Linked DNA regions of Homo sapiens: region 1 is linked to region 2. A link is an interaction called in ENCODE POLR2A ChIA-PET data of the cell type or tissue named here. Cell type or tissue: MCF 10A. All regions are shown on one strand. Each heading gives the region's core, and the rest is flanking DNA. Links, peaks and the distances in the headings are about the cores only. Region 1 overlaps LOC124901469 (a long non-coding RNA gene). Region 2 holds the start of LOC101929460 (a long non-coding RNA gene).

Region 1 (5,385 bases), core at 74-5,073, 51 kb before region 2:
CCTCAGGAAACTTACAATCATGGCAGAAGTCACCTCTCCACAGGGCAGCAGGAGAGAGAATGAGCATAAGCAGGAGAAATGCCAGATGCTTATAAAACCATCAGATCTCATGAGACTCACTCATTATCAAGAGACCAGCATGGGGGAAACTGCCCCCATGCTTCAGTTATCTCCACCTGGTCCTGCCCTTGACAAGTTAGGATTATTACAATTCAAGGTGGGAGTTGGGTAGGGACACAGAACCAAACCATATCAATTAATGATAATGAAAATATAGTGTTTAATATTTCATTATACATATCTTAAATGCTTCTTGTTGAAAATGAAAAATGTGGAAATATACGGAAAATAAACTACAAATAACTGCACTTCTACCCTGTAAAAGCAAATATACACACGGGGTCAAGGAGAGCTTTCCCATATAATAGGCAAAATGGGAAAAGAATAAGGCCTTGAGTTGTTTGCCAGCTCAGTGTAATTCAAAGGAGTTCTGTGGCCACCCCTAAATTAAATGCTACTCTGAGGAGACAAACTGGCTTCATTCTGTGCCTTATCTGACCACATTCTGTGAGCTGAGCACTGAGTTAGACACTAGAGACCTAAAGGTAAGTTGCTGTGCTCCACTATTTTTCATGTCTTCATTATTGTATTAAGTAATCGATGACTTATAAAATGTATTGACAAACTGAAGCACGTTTTAAGAAAGCTCATCCATATATGATGAAGACTCTTGAATTAGTCCTCTAAGCAGATTTGGTGGAAATAGGGATGTGAAGCTTCCAAGAGGAAGGATTGAAGGGGTCAGTGTGATGGACACCCAGATATGAAAAGCATGGAACATGGGAGAGAGGGTGTTTCATTCTGGGTTGTTTCAGAGGGGCTGGCCTGTCCTGGCATTTGGAAGCTTAAGAAAAGCAACGTTCAGCTCAGTGAGGTTGACTGCTGGCCTATCACCCTCACAGGTCACAGGTCACAGGGGAGGAGGCCAGGAGCTCCTACCCCACCATGGATACCGCAAAATCTCAACAGCAACTGACCAAAAGGATGAAGTGTGTGCTTGGTCAACTGGACTAGATTATTTTTTAAGAATTATTCAGGGACCTGATTCTTGCTTATCTTAAATATCTTTGCAATTGATAGTGGATTATTTGGAAAAAAGTGTAGTGGTATAAACATTCTTAAAACTGTTATAAATTATTCCTGTGTATGTATCTTTGCCTGATACTCTGCCAAATTATCATCATTTGCTCATTATCTGACATAACCTAATTCTAAGGGTTATCCTATTCTAGACCCGTTTTGCATGTTTGTGTCTTGACACTGCACAGCCTACATCTCATCACTTGGATTCAGGGCAAAAGAGATTTGTTTTACCTTGGTCAAGGCTAAGTCTGAGGACATGCCTGGTCTCCTGCCATTGACTCATCTTCAAATTTATTGTTTTATTTAAATGATAATTAGTTTTATGATAGGCAGATTAGATTTGTGTATAGTGTTATAACTCCTAACAGTTCCACTCCTTAAATGAGCAATGTCAAGAATTTATTTTTGTTGCAAGACTTAAAATTACTCTAGGAAATAATTTTAATGCTGAGGGTATGCACATTTCGTATCTTATTTGCTATACACAATTTTCAGAAGGCTGCAATGCTGAGAAAATTAAATGTCAAAGAACAGCTATTCTTGAAAAAAAAAAAACTCATTTCTTTCTGTTGATTCATTAAAGACAAAATATAAAAATTTCCCATAACACTTTCAGGAGCAAAATTACTATTTATCTTTTTAAACGGATTTTTAACAAATTATTTGAGGGCCTGGAATTTACAGTAGATTTAAATGAATGTCCTCTCTGTTGTCACTCTTTTATATAGAAATGAGCCCCTGACTTGTGGAATCGGAGAAGGAGAGTAAATGTTTATGTCTGAACAGCAATTCCACCAAAAATACTGGGTTGGAAAAATATGGAATGCCAACATTCCAGTGGGAATTCCTGCTCCACATTCATTGGGAAAGATGTGGAGGCTCATTTACATTCTTTATGTTTTCCCAACTCCCATAAGCTTTCTTTCCTTTGTTTGTTTTTGTACTTAAGGAAAGGTTACTTTTTCTGAGGTATTGCGGGGGGTGGGAGCGGGTAGAGGAGTGAAAGAGGGGAGTTTGGGAGTGATTTGAAAACCTACCAACAAGCATTGGTTTTGCAGTTGTTCCCTGTCTTTTCTTTGCTGTCAGCAATCAGAGACAGCTGGTATTTTTCCTTTCCATCTCTCCCTGCCCAGTGTGCATTCCTCCATCCCAGCTTCTTTCACTCCTGCTGCTCACAAGCCAACATGGAAAGCCTCTTACAAATCCTGCAAGGCACTGAATGGAAACTGTTTTCCCTCTTTGTAGTTTCTTGGAGCTACACACTTTGTTTCAGTGTGTTTAAAAGTAACTTACAGGCCAGGTGTGGTGGCTCACGCCTGTAATCTCAGCACTTTGGGAGGCCGAGGCAGATGGATCACTTGAGGTCAGGAGTTCGAGACCAGCCTGGCCGACACAGTGAAACCCCACCTCTACTAAAAATACAAAAAGCTAGCCGGGCATGATGGCAGGCACCTATAATTCCAGCTACTTGGGAGGCTGGGGCAGGAGCATTGCTTGAACCTGGGAGGCGGAGGTTGCAGTGAGCCGAGATCGCGCCACTGCACTCCAGCCTGAGTGACAGAGCAAGACTCTGTCTCAAAAAAAAAAAAAAGTAACTTACATATTGTTGACACATAAGCAGACTTTAGTGACTCATTTTAAAATGGGTTCTCTGTTTCTAATTCTTTAGGTTTTAAGATATGCGGCCGGGCACGGTGGCTCACACCTATAATCCTAGCACTTTGGGAGGCCGAGGCAGGAGGATTGCCTGAGTTCAGGAGTTCGAGACCAGCCTGGGCAACACAGTGAAACCCTGTATCTACTAAAATACAAAAAAAAAAAAAAAAAAAAAATTAGCCAGGCATGGCAGCATGCACCTATAGTCCCAGCTACTCGGAGGCTGAGTCAGGAGAATTGCTTGAATCCAGGAGGCGGACGTTGCAGTGACCTGAGATGGCACCACTGCACTCTGGCCCAGGTGACAGAGTAAGACTTTGTCTCGAAAAAAAAAAATGCATTTCTCATCTCAACTGGTAGTGTTTCATTATGGTAAGCAGGTACTAGTGTTACTGGAAAGGGGTCCCAATCCATACTCCAAGAGAGGGTTCTTGGATCTCGTGCAAGAAAGAATTTGAGGTGAGTCCATACAGCAAAGTGAAAGCAAGTTTATGAGGAAAGGAAAGGAATAAAAGAGTAGCTACTCCATACACAGAGCAGCCCTGAGGGCGGCTGGTTACCCATTTTTATGGTTATTTCTTGATTATATGCTAAACAAGGGGTGAATTATTCATGCCTCCTCTTTTCAGACATATAGGGTAACTTCCTGGTGTTGCCATGGTACTTGTAAACTGTCATGGTGCTGGTGGGAGTGTAGCCGTGAGGACGACCAGAGTCACTCACGTCACCATCTTGGTTTTGGTGGGTTTTAGCCAGCTTCTTTACTGCAACCTGTTTTACCAGCAAGGTCTTTATGACCTGTGTCTTGTACCAACTTCGTATCTTATCCTGTGACTCAGAACGCCTTAACCGTCTGGGAATGCAGCCCAGCAGGTCTCAGCCTTGTTTCACTCAGGCGTATTCAAGATGGAGTTGCTCTGGTTCAAACAGCTCTGACACTAGTGTACCCTGAGCTATCTGGAAAACTCCGAAATTATGTTGATAGTACCTTCTAATAAAGTAGTCGTTTTCATACACACCATGATTTCAGTACGAAGTGTGTATTTAAACACATTTGTAAATTGTCTGATGTAGTTATCGTTATAGAGCTCATAATTTTCAGCCTTTCTTATAGAACTGACAAATACTAGAACATAGTCATTCCGTAGCTATAGCTGTAGATTTGCAAATGTTAACAACGTTTAAAAATGATTAGGGACATCATTCAAATTGAAACATTCAGAGATATCTATGAAAATGGTCAAAAAACCTGCTCATGAGCAAATGTTGTGTGGCTCTCACTACGGTCCCTGGCTCCCGGCACAGCTTTGAGGAGAGGCAGTCTCACAAGAGAAGGTGCTTAGGAGAGGCATATGGCTCACACATTACTGCAGGCCACTGTAAAGCATATTTAGAGAAAGAAATTAAGTGGACTTCTTGTACTAAAGGACTTGAGAATTTGGGGAAATACATAATTGGCAAGATGGAGTCTGGCACTCCGGAGCTCAAGTCTTTGTGTTCATTTCCTGTTTGTAGAGTAATGTCTTCCTGTGCGTATGAAATGGTGCTGGATTCCAATATTGATTGTTAGCTGAAAAACGTTTCCTGAATCGTGTGCCCTGTGCTATCCTAAGTCAAGTGCAGACAGGGAGATTCATTAGTATATTGCTGAGTGTAAAATACATTTGCACGTTTTGTTTGCTGGGAGCTTAAGTGAATTTTTTATTTAACTATTTCTACTGGTTATAAAAGTCATCATTTGTGAAACCCAGTTCAGGGTATGAATTCAGTGAAAAAGCTAACAGTGCTGTCATTTTGGAGTCAGGGGTGTTGGTGTTTGGGAAGGAGAGTATATATCAAGGCTCTTCTCTAAATATCTTTAAATGTCTGTCTCCCAGGAACATTGCATCAGCTGACCACCTGTGGTTGGGTGGAGCCATGTGCCTAGGTCTGGCCAGCGATGTGTATCATTTCTAGTCGGAGCATTTAATCGCAGGAGTGAAATTGTCAAGAACTCTCTTTCTGCCAACATGGTGGGTAGCAAAATTCAAAACGATGGCTTCCCTGTTGACCAGGTATTTTTGCTTCCCTGATGAGCACAGCCCCCTGCTGACCTGAAATACACTGTGTAGACTGAGTGAAAAATAACCTTTCATAGTTTGAACGTAGTATGTTTTGTGGGAATTGTTACTTAACACATAGTAACCTTAGTCCATGCTGCCAATACAAAAATCGGTTCCTAGATGTGGGCTGCTGCCTGAAAGTATCAGGCACTAGATTAGGATACAGGCAGTGAGCAGTGAGAAAGCTGTTGGGGAAACCAGCCCCACATCACCCGGCGGGTACCCCGAGTCCAGCGGAGACAAAGGAGTTAGAAAGAGACAGAATAAGAGTCTAAAAGGCGGGTCCAGGGGACCGGAGCTGGAGGCTTGCTGACGGCCCCGAGCTCTCGGCCTCCACCCAATTTATTGGTTTACAAGCTCTTTGTTCTTAGGGCAGATGGGAGGGGTAGGAAGGGATGAGGAAAAGGATTAATCGGTGAAGAAGAACTCGTGAGTCCTTCAATAAGATGTACAGCAGTGGCGGTTTCTGTGAATTTCCTTGAGC
Region 2 (5,385 bases), core at 250-5,249:
TTTTACTGCTTTTTGTTTTTATTGGTCTTTGCCTAGACCAATGTCCAGAAGAGTTTCCCTAGGTTTTCTTGCAGTGTTGTTTTTAGTTTTGGATCTTATATTTGAGTCTTAATCCATCTTGAGTTGATTTTCATATATGGTGAGTGATAGCAATCCAGTTTTATTCTTCTGCATATGGCAATCCAATTTTCCCAGCACCATTTATTGAAAAGAGTGTTCTTTCACCAGTGTATGCTTTTGTTGACATTGTCACAAGTTGGCTATAAGTATGTGGCTTTATTTCTGGTTTTTCTATTCTGCTTATTGATATATGTCTCTATTTTCATACTGCTGTTTCATACTATGGTGCCATGCTGTTTTGGTCACTATAGTCTTGCAGTATAATTTGAGGTCAGGTAATGTGATGCCCCCAGCATCGTTCTTTTTACTTAGGATTGCTTTGGCTATTTGGGATCTTTTTTGTTTCCATATAAATTTTAGAATTGTTTTTTTTCTAATTCTGTAAAAGTGGCATTGATATTTTCATAGGAATTACATTAAATCTACAGATTGCTTTTTGTAGTATGGCCATTTTAACAATATTAATTCTTCTAATTCATGAGCATGAGATGTGTTTCCATTTATTTGTGTTAACTACAATTTCTTTCATCACTGTTTTGTAGTTTTCCTTGTAGAAATCTTTCACCTCCCTGGATAAATATATTTCTAGGTATTTTATTTTGTGTAGCTATTGTAAATGGAATTGCCTTCTTGATTCAGTTCTCAGTTTGATTATTATTGGTGTATGGAAATGCTACCGATTTTTGTACATTGATTTTGTATCCTGAAACTTTACTGAATTCATTTATCAAATCTAAGAGCTTTTTGGAGGAGTCTTTAGGGTTTTCTAGGTATGAGATCATATCATCAGCAAACAGTGATAATTTGACTTCCTCCTTTCCAATTTGAATGCCTTTTATTTCTTTCTCATGCCTGATTGCACTGGCTAGGATTTCTAGTACTATGTTGAATAGAGGTGGTAAAAGCGGCCACACTTGTCTTGTTCCAGTTGTTAGAGGGATTGCTTTCAACTTTTCCCTGTTCAGTATGATGTTGGCTGTGGGTTTGTTGTATATGGGCTTTATTATTTTGAGGTATGTTCCTTCTTTGACTAGTTTGTTGAGGGTTTTCATCATGGAGCAATGCTGGATTTTATCAAATGCATTTTCTGTATCTATTGAGATGGTTTTTGTTGTTAATTCTGTTCATGGATGTGTTACATTTCTTTCTTTTTTTTTTTTTTTGAGACGGAGTCTTGCTCTGTCGCCCAGGCTGGAGTGCTGTGGCGCTATCTCGGCTCACTGCAAGCTCCGCCTCCCGGGTTCATGCCATTCTCCTGCCTCAACCTCCTGAGCAGCTGGGACTACAGGTGCCTGCCACCACGCCCGGCTAATTTTTTGTATTTTTTAGTAGAGACGGGGTTTCACCATGTTAGCCAGTATGGTCTCAATCTCCTGACCTCGTGATCCACCCGCCTCAGCCTCCCAAAGTGCTGGGATTATAGGTGTGAGCCACTGTGCCCAGCCTACGTTTATTTCTTTTGCATTCAAAAGTTCTAAACTAAACTATATAAATGTTATTTTTCAATGGGGATGTTTGCATCAATGTTTTTCTACACCTATAATTCTGTGTACTAAAAAAATGTGATCTTAAAGAATAAAGAAATAGATATCTCTTACAGGACACTTAGAAAATTCAAAATTTTAGGAAAATAAATATTTAAAAAATTACCCACAATAAAACCAACAACACCTTGGTATATATCTTTCCAGATAATTTTATCTCTCTGTGTGTTTATATCAAGAAAGATAGATTTATTCACTGCATTATTTAAAACTTAGAGACAAGTATGTCTTTGCATTTTGTCATATCATTTTAGTTATTCTTAATGGATTAATTTATTCATAAAACAACATGCATTTTGAATATGTATGTCCCGATTTCCCATTCATACTGAAACCATCTTAGTTAAGCTAAGCATTCCAAATACTCTTGAAATATTGTGTGTCCTTAGATCAAGAGAGCCAGGACCAACTGACGTATTGAGTCACAATCCTCATCATGGAAGAATAAAAATCTAACTTCAGATATGAAGTGCACTTTGTCAACCAATGAAAAGATATTCCTGCCTCCAAGAGAGACATAGAATGCTTGTTTTCTGATGTTTAGACATTTTATTTTATAGTTCAAAAATAGTATCAGCTGAAACATAAAAAATGGGATGATATTAACTGGCCTGAGTGCTCAAGGCTGCCGGTCTAGACATACGGACTTGTATGTGTGCATACGTGTACATCCACAGGTACAGCTCCACCTGTCTGTGCCTCTGTCCACTGGAGGCCAGAACCAGACTTCTTTAATGGGATAGTAGCAAATAATAATAATATATATTGTTATCCCTTCTTTGCAATTCATCAGAAGAAACCTGGCACATACTTGGGAGTTGTCTTTTGTATTGTTATGTATTGTGCTGTTTAATTCTTTTACATCCAGTGCTGTTAGACAGCTACATACCACATTGTTTTTTTACTTACATTCTAATCATAATTTTGGTGTGTGTTTCTATAGTCAAAGTACTGTGACTCCCCATTGCAACAAAAGCAACATAAGCAAAAATTCTCCAAATTATGAATAGCATGTGAGTGGATTTCTACTGAATATATTATTTATTAAAAAGCTTAAAATTAAGTATGCTTAAAAATTAATGTCAGTTTAGGGAAATGCAAAATCAGCACAAAAAAAATCAGGAGAACATTACTTTGTTGTATTTCTTTTAAGTCTGTTTCATATTGTTAATGGAAAAAAAAATCTCTGCTGAAGCTTAAAAACCAGACATGCCTGTGGTACTTACAAAAGTCTGTCTGGTGTTTCAGTTGGTATGGGCATGAAACCAAGAAAATTATCCTATAGGGTACAAGTTTTCTCGGTGATTAAGTCTGCAATCACAGTTGGCCCTAGGGAAGGAATCCATGCAGCAGAAAATCAGATACTTTCAACAGCAGAGTCGACGCTACCCAGATTCACTTTGGTAAGCAATCGGTGACAACGGAAAGGACCGGCTTTTCTGTGCACACATTGCTGGTGCTAAGGTCCATGCAGTGCAGCCTGCAGCAGCCTGGGCTGGCTCAGCATTCCGGGCACTCTTCCCTGCCTTGCTCTGACGCTCAGGCTCAGCCAGAGGTAGATTTGAGTTGGCTGTTTTTCTGCTTAGAGCAGCTCTCCCACCCAGGATCTGCTTCCCGGTCTTCATTACATGCATCCATGCCATCCGCTTAGGCCTTACAGATTCCTCTTTCTCCCGACGACGGAAGATAATCAGGGACCCCAGAACTCTTGACCTCTCAACCCTGACCCCTCTCTTAGCTCTCCAGCTGAGTGTTCGTTATGATGTGGGCGGAGGGCAGCAGGGAGAACTCTCTCTGTGTGTCCTGATCCCTGGGAAAATGCATGGCTTGTAGTCATGCCCTGTGTCTTTCATGTCCTATGTGTATATGCTAACCACAGACAAGAGACCACCTGATAAAAAGAAATCCATCACAGGACGTGTGAAGGAGGCAGCAACCACGTGGAACTCGTGTCTCGAACACAGTGCAGTCTTCACACCTCAGCGCTGGGCATCGGGAGGCAGCCTTCATGTGATGCTACCCTATGAGGCCAGCAAGGGCTCCCGGGAAATGAAAACGGCAGCAGCCGGCACCCAGTCCCAGCAGCAGACAGGAGCAGGTTAATCCACACCATGGACACTGTCTATGCAAAGCGGATATTTGGTCCCAGATGGCTCAACCCTTGGCTATTACACATCCTTAAAGCTGACACTGGCATAGCACATGGGTATGTAACACTTAAAGTATTGCTGCAACCCTTCAGGAAGGATGTCCTGGAAAGCTGCACACCCCCAGGCGTCAGCCTTCTGACATCGCATGAGGAGGGGCTAAATGACATTTGGAGACCATGTGTGCTGATGTGGTTTGGATGTGTGTCCCTCCAAAACGTATGTGAAATGTGATCCCCAGTGTTAGAGGGGAGGCCTGGTGGGAGGTACTAGATCACAGAAGTGAATCAGTCATGTCATGAACAGTTCAGCACCAACCCCTTGATATGAGTTAGTTCTCACTCAGTCAGTTCACCTGAGCTCTGGGTGTTTAAACGTCTGGGAACCCCCTCCTCTCCTGCTCCCACTCTTGCCATGTGATGCTTTGGCCCCCTTCACCCACCACCACAATTGGAAGCTTCCTGAGGCCTCACCAGAAGCAGACGCCAGCACCATACTTCCTGTACAGCCTGCAGAACTGTGAGCCAATTTAACCTCTTTTCCTTATAAATTATGCAGCCTCAGGTATTTCTTTACAGCATTGCAATAACAGGCTAATGCATGGATCATCAAGAAGATGGATTTCCACATTTGATTAAATAATATGCAGCTAATTGGCCAATAGAGTGATTGTGCTTTATTGATCCTTTCCTACTAGGGTACGGTCTATTTGCAATCTGAGACAGCTTCTTACAAAGCAAGTTAATTATTTATTGACCACAGCATACTAAGCAGACATCTGTTTTTTTGCATCCGTCCATCAGGATACTCTTAGCAATGCTTGAGCATACTTGGTAGCCGACTCCAAGCAGTGCAAGAAAGTGCAGTCACTTTTATTTTATCCTGGAGTTATCTGCCTTAGTCCTCATCCCTATGGAAGTCTCTTCCCTGGCTGTGAACTGCCTCATTTGATTCCCTGGATTTTTAGTCTCTGTTGCTGCCCCCAGGCTACACATCAGATGAGTGCCCTTGACCTTGAAGGATGGGAAGACCACAGCAGTTGAGCTTCAATGACCCCCATTGCCACTTCACTCTCCAAGCTGGCCATTGCTTTTCATAAAGCACCGCAAAACTTAGTGTCTTTAAAAACAACACTAAATCACATTGTTCTCAAATCGAGCGTTCTTAGGGTTCAGGTCATCAGCTCACCCCAGGGGAATGTTGGACAACTGAGTCTGCAGCCATCTGTACAATGATGAAACCAAGGTTGAGCATCTTGGGAGGAGTGTGGGGTAGAAAGGTAAAACACAGTTCCTGGTTGGATTAAGGAAGGCACACGGTGACAGGATTTGGCAGCCCACTGGGGATGTCTGGCCATGTCTAAGGTTTGGAAGATGACAATTCTTTTTTTTTTTTTTAGAGTATTTTATTTTATTTTATTTTATTTTTCAGTAACTTCTTTTTTTAAATTAATTAATTTATTATTATACTTTAAGTTTTAGGGTACATGTGCACATTGTGCAGGTTAGTTACATATGTATACATGTGCCATGCTGGTGTGCTGCACCCACTAACTCGTCATCTAGCATTAGGTA

The links. Peaks named below come from ENCODE experiments on the same cell type or tissue, not always from the same donor. Only the 100,000 strongest peaks of a DNase experiment are listed, where the experiment ranks them.
Region 1: POLR2A ChIA-PET joins it to region 2 with 5 read pairs; 2 of 35 experiments call an interaction of 5 or more read pairs at or near these places.

Annotation. Positions count from the first base shown.
Region 1 is chr6:169,084,511-169,089,895 of GRCh38, reverse strand. All of the region lies in intron 1 of LOC124901469 (a long non-coding RNA gene), which reads right to left. Among named protein-coding and RNA genes, the nearest start is that of LINC01615, 76 kb to the left of the region's middle. In MCF 10A, for the core only: no CTCF peak of the experiment used is centred there; no DNase peak of the experiment used is centred there.
Region 2 is chr6:169,033,255-169,038,639 of GRCh38, reverse strand. It overlaps LOC101929460 (a long non-coding RNA gene), which reads left to right and starts at 2,997. Exons shown (of 2, transcript NR_134622.1): 1 at 2,997-3,067; 2 at 3,580-4,469. In MCF 10A, for the core only: no CTCF peak of the experiment used is centred there; a DNase peak (open chromatin) is centred at 2,979.